2 separate regions of the Mus musculus genome follow, and region 2 is linked to region 1. The links are chromatin loops, found by intact Hi-C in ENCODE. Cell type or tissue: left cerebral cortex. All regions are shown on one strand. Links, peaks and the distances in the headings refer to the core of each region. The heading gives the core; the rest is flanking DNA. Region 1 has its middle 55 kb from the start of Paxip1. Region 2 overlaps Gm35223 (a long non-coding RNA gene).

The links. A loop is a pair of places that touch in the nucleus more often than their neighbours do. Peaks named below come from ENCODE experiments on the same cell type or tissue, not always from the same donor. Only the 100,000 strongest peaks of a DNase experiment are listed, where the experiment ranks them.
Region 2: a loop joins it to region 1, with 3.0 times the contacts of the local background. A loop is called at or near these places in 7 of 42 quality-filtered maps.

The regions. Positions count from the first base shown.
Region 1 is chr5:27,733,658-27,740,005 of GRCm38, forward strand. No RefSeq gene overlaps it. Among named protein-coding and RNA genes, the nearest start is that of Paxip1, 55 kb to the right of the region's middle. In left cerebral cortex, for the core only: a CTCF peak has its summit at 3,721 (motif pointing right); a DNase peak (open chromatin) is centred at 3,728.
Region 2 is chr5:28,087,045-28,093,392 of GRCm38, forward strand. All of the region lies in intron 1 of Gm35223 (a long non-coding RNA gene), which reads right to left. Among named protein-coding and RNA genes, the nearest start is that of Insig1, 19 kb to the left of the region's middle. In left cerebral cortex, for the core only: CTCF peaks have their summits at 3,707 and 5,473 (motif pointing right); no DNase peak of the experiment used is centred there.

The DNA of each region.
Region 1 (6,348 bases), core at 719-5,718:
GGGTCTGGAGGGTTGGGTCTGCTTTGTATCACTGCTTCACTCTCTTAGGCCTTCTGTCCACACCCTCTGGGAAGGCTGCTCTACAGGAACCTCTCTTAGGTGGAAAGCCCAGTGTCACAGTAGGGGCTTTAAGTGAAGTATCAGTGGGTGGTGAATCTGGCCTCCCCACCCCTGGGTATCAGCCACATGCTTGAGCATCTCTCTGTCTTATCTTTATGATGACATCTGATCATGGTATCCATCTTGATGTTACCCAGGGTAAAATTGGAGACTTGAAAAGCAGAGGGACTGACAGCAAAGTGGGGTCAGGAGAAGCATCTAGAGACAATTCCCATTATTCCAAAATGAGGAAAGTGCCTAAGGTACCTAAGGTCAGAGGGTCACTTCCTACCTGCACTGGGCCCCTGTACCATTCCTGGGAGTCGCCTGGACCAAGCCCTAAGCCAAATCCCCAGCTCTCCTGTACAGCAGGGTGCCACACCCACTCCAGTGAAGTCTGCGTGACAGGCCCAAAAGCTTGGATGCAGTCCTGAGGCAAAAAGTTTCATGGAAACTTAGTCTCCTGGAGCCTTGGTATCCCATAGCATGAATGCTCCAGATTTGTCCTTGCAATAGTCGGTATTGTATTATAGGTAATGCTACTCATTCAGACGAAATGCCTCCAGTGTTGATAGACAGTGAAAGAAATCAGACACTGCAGTTTACTGGGTAAGAGCTAGAAATCTCAGGACAAGTTCTACAAAGCAAACTTAGAATTATAGCCGAGTCACTTCCATATGCAGGAATTTACAATGGCCTGGGAAGAAGGAGGGTTGTGGTTTAAGGAGGAATATTGCATTATTCATGAAAAGGCCAGCAAGAGCAGAATCCCCTGGTTCAAGCTTTCACAAGGCTCAGAGGAATAGCATAAATTGTGACTAGGGTATGAAATCTTCACCTGGCTCCCTAATGGCTGACTTTAGAAAGGGCTGCCTTTTATCTCAGTTTTAACCACTGCCTAGTTCCTGCTGATCTTTATGCATGCATTTTTGTTTTGTGTCAGATAACTTCAATGTACCTTGGCTGATGTGTCACCTAACTTCTTTGTTTTCTTCTGTAATATAAGTCTGATGCTCTCTTTGAGAAATTACATTCAGATACAGCACTCTCTCTATGTCAGTGTCTGTTTGTCACTTTCCACCGACTCCTTGCTCACCTGAACACCAAAGCCCTGGTTCCCCTTGGGTTGAGAGACAGACTGAGTCCAGTCCATGGCAGCAGGGCCCCACTGCATTTTCTTGATGTCTGGAACCACTAGGCCACAAGTACCCAAGAAGCCATTTACCCAATCCTGCCTATCTCCCTCCACAAGCCATGCACCATATTCTAGACCACCTGGGAAGGAAACAACCTGGAAAACACATTTCCCAGTTGTCCAGCCTATTGTTCTCCCTCCTTCCTCGGGCCATTCCAAGGCTCTAGATACCCAGTCCTCCATGCAGAGCCAAAGGTTGTCCTGGGATAGGGTGGATATTCATGATAATCTGGAGAGCCTGATGCTGGGTTCAGCAGTTGGGCAGAGCTACATAATCTTGCTGAAGTTTCATGGAAAGATGAGATCTTTATCAAATATCAAAGCCAAGTTCCTCTTTGGCAGATGGTAATAAGAAGTGAGTGGCTGGGCTGGAGTGAGGGCTTAGCTGTTATGAGCACTCAAAGCTCTTAACAAAGGATTTGAGTTCAGTTCCCACACCCTACATGTTAGTTGTGGTGGCTTGGATGAAGATGACACCTATAGGCACATATATTTGCATGCTTAGTCCCCAGTTGATGAACTGTTTGGGAGGAAGTATGTCACTTGGGAATGGGTTTTGAGGTGTCAAAAGCCAACAACCAGCCCCAGCACCCCCATACTGCTCTTTCTCTTCCTTTCTCCCCCTTTTGGTATAGAGTACTCAAGGCCTGAAGCCTCGGCATGCATGGGGGCTCAGTAATTGTGCTGGTTAACTTTATGCCATTTAACACAGGCTAGAGTCATTCAAGAGGAGAAAACCTCAACTGAGAAAAATGGCTCCATAAGATTAGGCTGTGTGTGAGCCTGTAGAGCATTTTCTTAATTAGAAATTTACGAAGGGTCTGGAGAGATGACTCAGCAGTTAAGAGCACTGACTGCTCTTCCCAAGGTCCTGAGTTCAATTCCCAGCATCCACATGGTGGCTCACAACCATCTGTAATGGGATCTGATGCCCTCTTCTGGTGTGTCTGAAGACAGCGACAGTGTATTCATATAAATAAAATAAATATTTAAAAAAAAAAGAAATTTATAGAGGCAGGTCCAGCCCATTGTGGGAGGGGCTGACCTAGGCTGATGATCATGGTTCTATGAGAAAGCAGGCTGAGCAAGCTATGGAGACCTTGTCAATAAGCAGCACCTCTCCATGGACTATGCATCAGCTCCTGCCTCCAGTTCTTGCCCTGTTTAAGTTCCTGACCTGACCTCCTTCACTGATGAGCTGTGATGTGGAAGTGTAAGCCAGATAAGCCCTTTTCTTTCCCAACTTGCTTTTGCTCCTGGCATTTCATCACAGTGATTGTTACCTGTTGGGAACATAAAGGTCTTTTTGCCCACAGATCTCTAAGGGAACTAGGAATGTTAATCATGCAGGGGTGTTCCCTTAATAGAGGGGATAAAATGCTTGTTTCCTGCCTGGAAGGCTGGGAGTGGATTTTGTTAACACCCTGGTGACCTTTTTGCTGTCTTTGGATGCAGACCTTTTCCAGAATGTTTATCCTAGACTCTTCCCCCCTAAACCTTTATCTTCTCACATTTAGTAGAATCCATCCTTAGGGGAGATGCCAAAAGTACTTTGTGGCTCACTGATTTCTATGCTGTCAGAGACCACACTATATTCTAGGCCTTTTAGCTATAGAACCCATCCTCATGTTCATGTTTACTCTTTAAAGGAGTTTCTATGTAGTCACACCTAAGCTCTACTGTGTACCCAGAATGGGAGTGATAATCATTGCCCAGAAACTTCTTCCCAAATTGTACTGTTTTAAATATGCTGACAATAACTGCCTGGCATCACACTCTCCAAGCTGATCCAGGATAACGGAGGCAGTCTGAAGAGTTTCCTTTCTGGACACCTGCAGACTCCCAGTCCTATGTAACCCAAGTTAAGACAATGACTGTCAGGCCCTGGAGTTGAGAGGAGAAAATCAACACTACTCTGTCAATTTGGGCACTTCATCAGGGAGGCTCCCATTTCAAATGAACTCTATCTCAGGCCCTGGGTGGAGTGGGTCTGTATATGACCTGAAGAAGGGAAGGGCTCATCACTAGGTCCTGGTCACAGTAGCCTGGGAAGATACTGCCCATCACAGGGAACCCTGAGTCATCAGATGCGTGTGAGTCCCATTCTGCTCCATATCCTGCAAGGTGACCAGCCATGCCTTCTCACCATGTTTACTGGTCTTAGCATCCAAGGAAGGGACCCACCATGGCACTGTAGCCTCTGCTACAGAGAAGGCCTGGAAATGCTGACTTCTGGATCCTGAGATGGGGATCAAGTAGCTAGGAGCAGATTGGCCTTCACAGGCAGAGGGCAAAGCTCTGAGGGTCTGTGAATGCTGCCTATAGGCAGCTAATCAGGACCACAGAGAGCACCTGGTTTTGGTCAGGCCCTGGGAGCTGTCCAGCACGGATACTGGTAAAGCTGAGGATGGTGGAGCTGTTCAAACTGTCATGAGATTGGCCAGCAGGTGGCAACAAAGGCCACATTCTGGTCTGGGTCTCACAGGTGGGTTTGAAGCAGGCAGTGATGGTCCCAGGACAAGGACATCTAGTTTTCAGAAGCCACCAACCCCCACGTGGCAGTGCTACTGCACCCAGACGGACACACACACACACACACACACACTTTTCTTTGCTAAAGCAGGGACCAGGGAGAAAAAGATAGTTCTCAGGCAAGCCTTACTGGACAGGATCTGATGTCCAGGGCATGCCCCCAAGGGCAGCAACTTTCTGATTAGGTTAAAACACAGTGCTGTGGCCCTGACATGTCCATCTTAGGAGGTCACTGGGATGCCCCGATATGTCAGGATTTGGGACCCTGTACTGACTTATCTGCACTTGAGATCTGCCTGGCCAGTACCTGCTCCAGGTCCAAGTTGTGGCAGGAAACTGAAGAGGCCAAGGCCTCACCTGGACACCAGGAGAATGGGTCCTCAAGGGTAGCAGTTGGGGCAGAAAGGTGGCCATGTCTGCCTAATCTCTTGTCTATCATAGTAAAGTACAGCATGTCTGGACTAAGCCTGTGGGAAGCTGTTGCTCACAGTGCAGGAGGCTCAAGTCTAAGGTCAAAGTGCGACCTGTGATTCCAATTCCTGGCTTGTATCAGCCGTCCCCCTGTTCTATTACATGGCTATCTTTCCATATGCTATCTTCTCTTCTTGAGGCCCCAGTTAGAGCACATGTGTAGCACTCAGGAAACAAAAAAAAAAAAAAAAAAAAAGGATGTTCAGGAGTTCAAAGCCAGCCTTGTCTGCATAGCTAGAAAGTGGAAAGATGCTATAGGAAAAGCAAAAACAAAGGATAGAACCAGACTAAAATAAACTAGGCCCCATACAACCCAGTTACCAAAACTCCCTTGCTGACTACAGTCCCCATCTAAGGAGCTGGGTGAGGACTCAGCACAGAGTGTGTTAGCCATGTGGAGGTTCAGGATTGGCCCAGCCACTGGGCTAGTTTAAAACATAAAGGGTGTGTGTGTGTCTTTTCATTCATGAATCTAGTGTTCTTGGGCAATGCAGAGGCATGCACACATCTGCCAGAAACATAGAGCAGACTTTAACAATTTTACCCACATCCTTCTGTTACTCCTGGGAACTGTTAACAGTGAAGGCAGTGGCTTGAAATAAAAACCCCATTCTCTTACATTTCTGTAATCAGAAGGCTGGGTCTTACTAGACAGAAACTAAGAGGTCATCCCTCAGCATGGTAATGCATGCCTTTAACTCTCTAGCACTTGGGAAGCTGGAGTAAGAGGATCACAAGCTTGAGGCCAACCTGGGCTACACAGTTGAGTTCCTGTCTTAAAAGAAACAAAAACAACAAAAGAAACCGCAGAGGTCCACAGTCTGCAGAGATGCCAGGGGACAATTGTCTTCTGTTTACTCTGGCCACCATTCCTCAAACTTGTAGATCCTCATACTCCAGCTGCCTGCCTCTGCTGTGTGCCACCTCTGTGGGGTGAAGGTGTTGTGTGGCTCTCAGTACAGCATCCAGATATTAACACAGGCTAAACCCTCTCTTCTCATCTCTTGGGCCCCTTTCTCAGGGCATATGGGGTTCTACTGGATCACCTGATTAGCCCAGAATAAACTCACCACTTCAAGGACTTAGCCTTCACTCTGCCCATGTGTCCATATGCCACTGATAGCATGTGGCAGTCATCAATTCTATGAATAAACCAGACATTCCTTCAAACTAGTCTTCCTCCCATAGAGCATCAAGCCTCTCTCGTAGGCTTTTCCAAAGCAGACAAGAAACCAGATTACAACAGGCAAGCCCAAAAGGCAACCATAAGCCTGCCAGGGTCCATGACAGCCTACCAGAAAGGGCACAGAAAACAAGCAGCAGGAAAGTGGGGGGAAAGGTGCACACGACTCAGTACCTAGAAAAGCCTGACACATAGGAACTGAGCATTCTGATTTAGGATTAGCCAGAGGCAGAAGAGTGGCTGGCAAGGGTGGACAGGGTGTGTCGCAAGTGAGATTTGACTCAAGGACACAACTCGTGTTTTCTTTCTAGCCTGACTACACAAGCACAACCTTATTTCGAGGAAACTGCTCATCAACTAACCAGGGGGAAGACTGGTGTGGACGATCAAAATCCTGCTAAAACAGATGGAGGGGAGGCAGCTGTTGGCAGTGGGCGAGTGTACACTGGGAACAGGTCTGCAGTACAGTGAGCAAGGACAAGAAGCAAGCAAACAGGAGAGCTGGGGATGTGATTGCTGGGGTGTTTGCTGGCCATGCATCAAGTCCTGCGGTCAATCCCTAGGACCACAGAGCGCTGGCAAGTAAGAGACATTGACGCAGCTCTAGCATCAGATGGAGGCAGGGAGGACCAGACTCGGGATTATCCTCTGGGGCAGAGCAAGCCTGAGGCCAGCCTGTAAGATAAAGAAGTAAAAGAAGGGACGGCCTGAGTTTCCTCTCTGGGACCCACAGAGCAGAAGAGCCAGCTCCTCCATCATCTCCAGGTTGCCCCAGCGTGTACATGTGCTCTGGCACACAGTCACTTTCTTTGACCTGTTTTTGAGAAAAACAAGAGTTGAAGCTGCTTGTGTCTATGGCACCAGGGAC
Region 2 (6,348 bases), core at 620-5,619, 350 kb after region 1:
CTTCCTTCCTCCTGGGATGGGGATGCCTCACCTTTTACAAATGTTGTGCTGTTTTTTAGACTAGATCCCTTCCTGAGATCAGGAGAACGGCCCTGATTGCTCACCTGAATGAACAGTGTCAAAGCCAACACACATGTCTAAAGACTGTGAACATCTCTGACGTTATAGCACCAGAGTGACAGCTTCTAGATGAGTCATGTCTCCCCATGTCATTTCCAAGCAAGCCGACACTCCTCTCCAGGTATGCTGCTCCTGTTTGCCTCCAGGACTGTGAAAACCTGGTATCTTGCCAGCACCAGGTCTCTTCCCCTTTGTACATGCATATAAGGTATCTATGTGCACATGGGTATGTAGGGGTGAGCACACATATGCACATGCATGTGGAGGACAGCATGTGCCCAGTGCTATCTCTCTGTCTCTTTGAGACAGGGTCTCAGTGAACCTGGAGCTTGCCATTTTTTAGCCAGCCTATGCCAGTGATCCTCCTGGCTCTTTCCCCTCCAGCCACACAGCCTTACATGGGTCTGAGAATCCAACTCTGATCCTTACAAAACCATAGACCATAGCAAGCTCTCTCGCTCACTGAGCCTTCTCCCCAGCCTCAGCTTCCCTTAGGGTGGCTGTCAACACAAGTGAATATGGCTCCCAATTTTCACCTTGGTTCTGTCAGAGCGTCGCCTCCTGCTTACTGGCTCTGTATGTTTCTCTTACAATCTTCCTATCAACCTTTTTGCCCATTTTTCAACGACAGCCCATCTGCATATCAGGGCTGTGTGCTCTTTGTCTTTGACATATGATGATAGATCTAGTTTATGCTTCCTCTCTCTGTCCTCAGTGTTTGAGATGGACCAATAACTACAGGGTAATTTCACATCCTGATTGTGTGTATCTCCCTCCTTCTATGGCATCAAGTTTGCCTTAACTTGCAAGGGCAAGTATAATGAAAATAACGTTCACCATACTGTCTAGAACATGCTAGGACTCTGTCTGTCTCTGGAGGGAAACAATTCGGTTCCCTTCAGAGGATACTCTTCTCACACTTAAAAGCTGTCAGGACTACTCTTCCAGGTCCAAATGCAACATAGGACCTCACAATATACAGCCAGTAACCACATGGGTGAGCAAAGCCATGAGGGCATGCCTTCTGGGCTACTATGGCTGGGATGCACTGCGGCTGGGATGATGGAAGTATACCAAAGAAAAGCCTGGTCTGAACCAAGAACTTGGAACTAGGCAAGGAAGCACTGCCTCACCCCCTCATGGTGCTGATACCATGCTCATGTGGCTTTTGGAGAATCATTTGCTGGGCTGTGCATCATGACTGTGACCTCAGCTGTGCTCTGTAATAAAACCAACAGCCTTGGGGAAAGCTGAGAAGAGTCACAGGTAGACAGAGGCCTCTGAGCGGTCACTGCCAGAGAAATGCTGGGTGTATCTAAGACGCTAAAAGATCACCATGTTGAAGGCACTGATGTGACAACTAGGGTGGCTTTTATGAGGCCCTGAGCTAAGAGTGCCCCAAGGCTGTCTAGACTGAACTGGGCATAGGACACATGGGCTAGTGTGCACATAGGATGTGTCCCTGATGCATGATTGTCCCTTCACTGACACACACAGCACCCCATGGCTCCCAGAGCACCTAACCCCTTCACAGGAGCATGGCCTTCAGGCAGGCAAACCCTTGAGGTCCTGAGGAGTGAATTCCTGAACACATTTCCTAAAGAACAGCTCATCGCTGCACAGGACTCTCCCTAGTGTCCTCAGTATAACTGAAACCACAGTCACTCTCAGTACCTCTAGGTAGCTTATGGTTAAAGTACTCTAATATACTCTTCCGTCCTGATTAGCCTTCACTGTCAACTTGACACAGTGTAGAGGCATCAGAGGGGAAAAGTCTCAATTGAGAAACTGTCCATATCATGCTAGCCCATGCACATGTCTTGATTATTATTTGCCCAGATTACTATGAGCAGCACCATCCCTAGGCAGATAGTCCTGGACTGTGTAAGAAAACTAGCTACACTTGAAACAGACAACGAGCTTACAAGCAATGTTCTCAATGGTTCTTGCATGCAGGTTCCTGCCTTGATGTCCTTCGATGTGACTGAGACTAGCGAGTATAAGAAAAGCAAACTTTTCCTCTCCAAGTCGTCTTTGGGGAGTCTGCTTTATCACAGCAAAAGGAAGGACATTGGGATACCCCTCAACACAACCAATTACTTTTTTCCTAACCATCGAGACAGACGCGAAGAGTAATTGTTATCATTACCAGGTTTATGGTTTTCTTTAAAGATTCTCCCATGATCCTCCACCCCCACCCTCAAGAGCCTCACATCCTAATCTCTAGGACTCCATCCCAGGGGCTGAATATGCCATGAAGATCGCCTTACACATCAAAGCAAAGCAGCTCATCAGATGTGGTTAAATTAGGTCTATCCAGATGTTGGGTCTAGACTCTGAGGTTTCTAAATGCAGCCTTATACATAGCAAGGACAAAGCAATGTGCAGGTGCAGCTGAGCTACGTGAAGACTCTGGCCTTGGAGGCTGAAGAGGTGTGGCCAGGTGCTAAACCAGTGTCCACCCAATGTTGAGAAAGGCAAGGGGCTACTCCCATGAACTACTCTTTGTGAACTGCCAGCATTGTGGTCTTCCTGCCTCCAGCCTATAGGAGAAAAACTGCTGAGGTTACCTACCCCAGAGCTCATGGGGACTTCTTGCAGAAGCCACAGGTACTAACAAACACCCATGGCAAATGCCACCCCTCCAACCACCAGCCTGTTCCAGTTCAAGCAGTATATAACATGGCAGAAAATAGCTGAAGTTCTTAGAAAATCAGTATACCACTACGGTCAGTCAGGCTTTGAGTCGAACATCCAACTCTCATGATGTAAGGGCCACCATGCAACACCCCAGAGAGTAGTTTCCTAGTAAAACCAAGAAAACCAAAAAACATTTGCAGTGCTTAGTGCATAGGGCACTCAGGGTGTTGAGTCTGAGGGCACATGACAAATAATGCACTTGCAAACACATGACACATAACACATGACACATAATGCACTTGCAAATGCAGAGTGCTGCTGGGGAGGGAGCCCTTATAGACTCCCACTGTCCCTTAAGGAGACAGTGACTTTGAAGGCCTGTGGAAATGAAGACACTGGTTACTTTGTATCCCTAGAACACAAGGCAGCTGCCATCACTTTCTGTGGTTATGCAGTAGAAGCTAAATCTTTTGTTCCAAAGTAACCAGAAGAGAAAAGCTTCTCTCCCCTCCCTCCCTCCCTCCCTCCCTCCCTCCCTCCCTCCCTCCCTCCCTCCCTCCCCCCTGTGTCTGTGTGCATGTGTGTTCATGTGCCTGTGTGTATATATATGTCTGTTCATGTATGTCTGTGTGTGTGTGTGTGTGTGTGTGTGTGTGTATGTCTGGGTGTATTCTGTGTGTTTGTATGTGTGTGTCTCTGTATGTGTGTGTGTGGGGTCTCAACAGCTAGCTGTGTGAACAAATACCAGCAAGGTCCTAGATGAGGCACTGCTTAAGAAAAACTTTTCCAGAAGTTGAAAGTTCAGGAATAAAAATCCACAGATTTCCTCTAGGGTTCACATGAACCTGCTTGCCACAGCTCTCACCACAGTCTGTCCTGACCAGTTTTTGGATGGCTACAAAGCAATTCTGACCCGAAGGAGTCCAGAGGAATGGTGCCCTTGCATATGGCTCCCTCCAGTGTAGAGGGATGTAAGTGACTTAGGTAGTTTAGCCAATGATGATGACTCAGTTGTTTACACACACACACACACACACACACACACACACACACACCAGCAAGGTCCTGGGATCTGTCTGACCCTACTCCCCAGTACTGGGGTTACTGAGTTTTACATAGGCACTGTGGATTTGAACTCAGATTCACATACTTGTATGGCAAACATTATTTACCCACTGAGTCATCTCCTCAGTCTCTACTACATATATCTTATGCATCATAATTTTTAAATTATAACAATTATTAGAAAGAGAAAAATGTGCATGTCAATCATATCTCTTGACAACCCAGGATATACCTGTGCTTGCTACCGCTGACTGCCTCCTTTTTGTCTCAGGCTCTTCTGCCAGCTCAATTTATTTTCAGGGCTCGCTGGGGACCGACATGGTTTCATCGCCAGTACATTGTCACTTCCCTTTCCCAGCGCACTCAGCTTGACGATGACAAAGTGTCAGCTCCCTTGTTAACGTTCCATCTGAGTCTGGTGTTTCCATCAGGTAGGGAGTAGCCCCTCTAGCAAGAGGACCCCCCCCAATAATATGGGTCACAGAACAGAGGGTATGATGATTCTTGGTTGTGTAACAGGCAGAAGTATTTGATGAGGTTCCAAGCTGAAGTCCATGAACAGGGTTCAGGGTCACAGTCTTCCCCTTAAGCTAGGGACATGGAATGCATCTGCCACTATGTTACAGGATAAAATGCATCTGTTGACAAATGACCCCTGGTCACATGTGGTTGTGCCTAGTGACAGGGTCTTTAAAGAGGTAAAAATGTGACGAGCCCTAATCAATGCAACTGGTACTCTTGTATGAAAAGATGAGGACACAGACATGCATTGGTGTGACCACGAGTCACAAACAGAAATGACCACCTAGGAACTAAAAGAGAGAGGCCTCTCGGGTAGCAGCCCTGTCCACACCTTGGTTTTGGAGTTGCATACTCCAGAACTATGAGAGATGAATGGACCTAGCCACCAAAGCAAACCGATACATACTTCTCCGGATGCTGCTGCTCTGAGGAGAAAGCCTACAGTGGCTCCAAGTGAGTTGAGAGATGAGATAGCCTAAGTTAAGAAATGAGATAGCCTGGGTGCGCTCCCACCTTACTCCTACGGAGGAAGGGATGACCCAGATGGATGGGTAGTCTCCCAGAAGTGTGTGAGTCTGCTAACCATGGGAACTGCAAGCATTGTTGTGATCTGGTTAGTGATGACTGTGATACAGACAATGCCACTGCCTGCCTCACTAACGAGAATCGCAAAAATATAAGACATGTTTAAGAAATTGTTTCTTGCCAGGTGTGGTGATGCATACTTTTAATCCCAGCCCATGGGAGGAAGAGGAAAGCAGATCTCTGTGAGTTCAAAGCCAGGCTGGTCTATATAGAGAGCTCTAGAACAGCAGAATAATATAGAGAGACCCTGTCTCAAAAAAAGAAGAAGAAAAGGAGGGGGGCTCTTAAGGCTGGGAAGATGGCTCCTCAGTGGTTAAGGGAGACTACTGCTCTTACAGGACCCAGGTTTGGTTCCCAGCACCCACATCATGTGGTGCACATGTGCCTATACCTCCAGCTCCAGGAGTGTCTTATTTAGGGTTTCCATTGCTGTGAAGAGACACCATGACCAAGGCAACATTTTCTTTAATTCTTTTGTTTGTTTTTTAAGGTTTACTCATTTATTATGTATGCAGCATTCTACTTGCGTGCATACCTGAATGCCAGAAGAGGGCGCCAGATCCAATTGCAGATGGGTGTGAGCCACCATGTGTTTGCTGGGAATTGAACTCAGGACCTCTGGAAGAACAGACAGTGCTCTGACCTCTGAGCCATCTCTCCAGCCCTCCAGAGCAACTCTTATAAAGGCAAACATTTCATTGGGGCCGACTTGCAGTTATGGAAATTTAGTCCATTATCATGGTGAGAAGCATGCTGCATGAAGGTAGACTCCATGCTGGAGGAGCTGAGAATTCTACATCTTGATCAGAAGGCAGCAAGGAAGAGATTGGATGTGTTTCACACTGGGCCTAGCTTGAGCATTTAAGACCTCAAAGCCCCACCTCCACAGTGACACACTTCCTCTAAGAAGACCACACCTCCTCCAATAAGGCCACACTTCCTATGGCCTCTTCAAACCACCACAGGGGGATCTGAGACCTTGGGGATTCACATTACTCAGAGAGACACATATATGCATGTATAATTTAAAACTTAAAACCTAATCTTTTTTTAAAAAATAAAAATAAATAAATTGCCATCTTACAGGAGAAGCTTGATACAGCTTGGTGGGTAGAGAATTCTAGAAAGTTCCTCCATCGGCCGATGCCTTCCTCCCACCTCACAATAGGTGAGGGGACCCACTTGGGTACAGCAGTTGGGCACAACACTAGTGTCAAAGCTGTTGCTTTTCCTGTGGGGGATCAGCAACAGCAGGAAGCTATGCTGACCTGGGTTCCTTACCCACTGTTGGTTTTAACTTTTGCATTGTTGATAGGTGGCAGCTGGGTTGATAGGTGGCAGCTGGGTTGATAGGTGGCAGCTGGGTGTGCAGCTTTGCTGGTAGAGTGCTTGCTTAGCATACACAAAGCCAGGGAT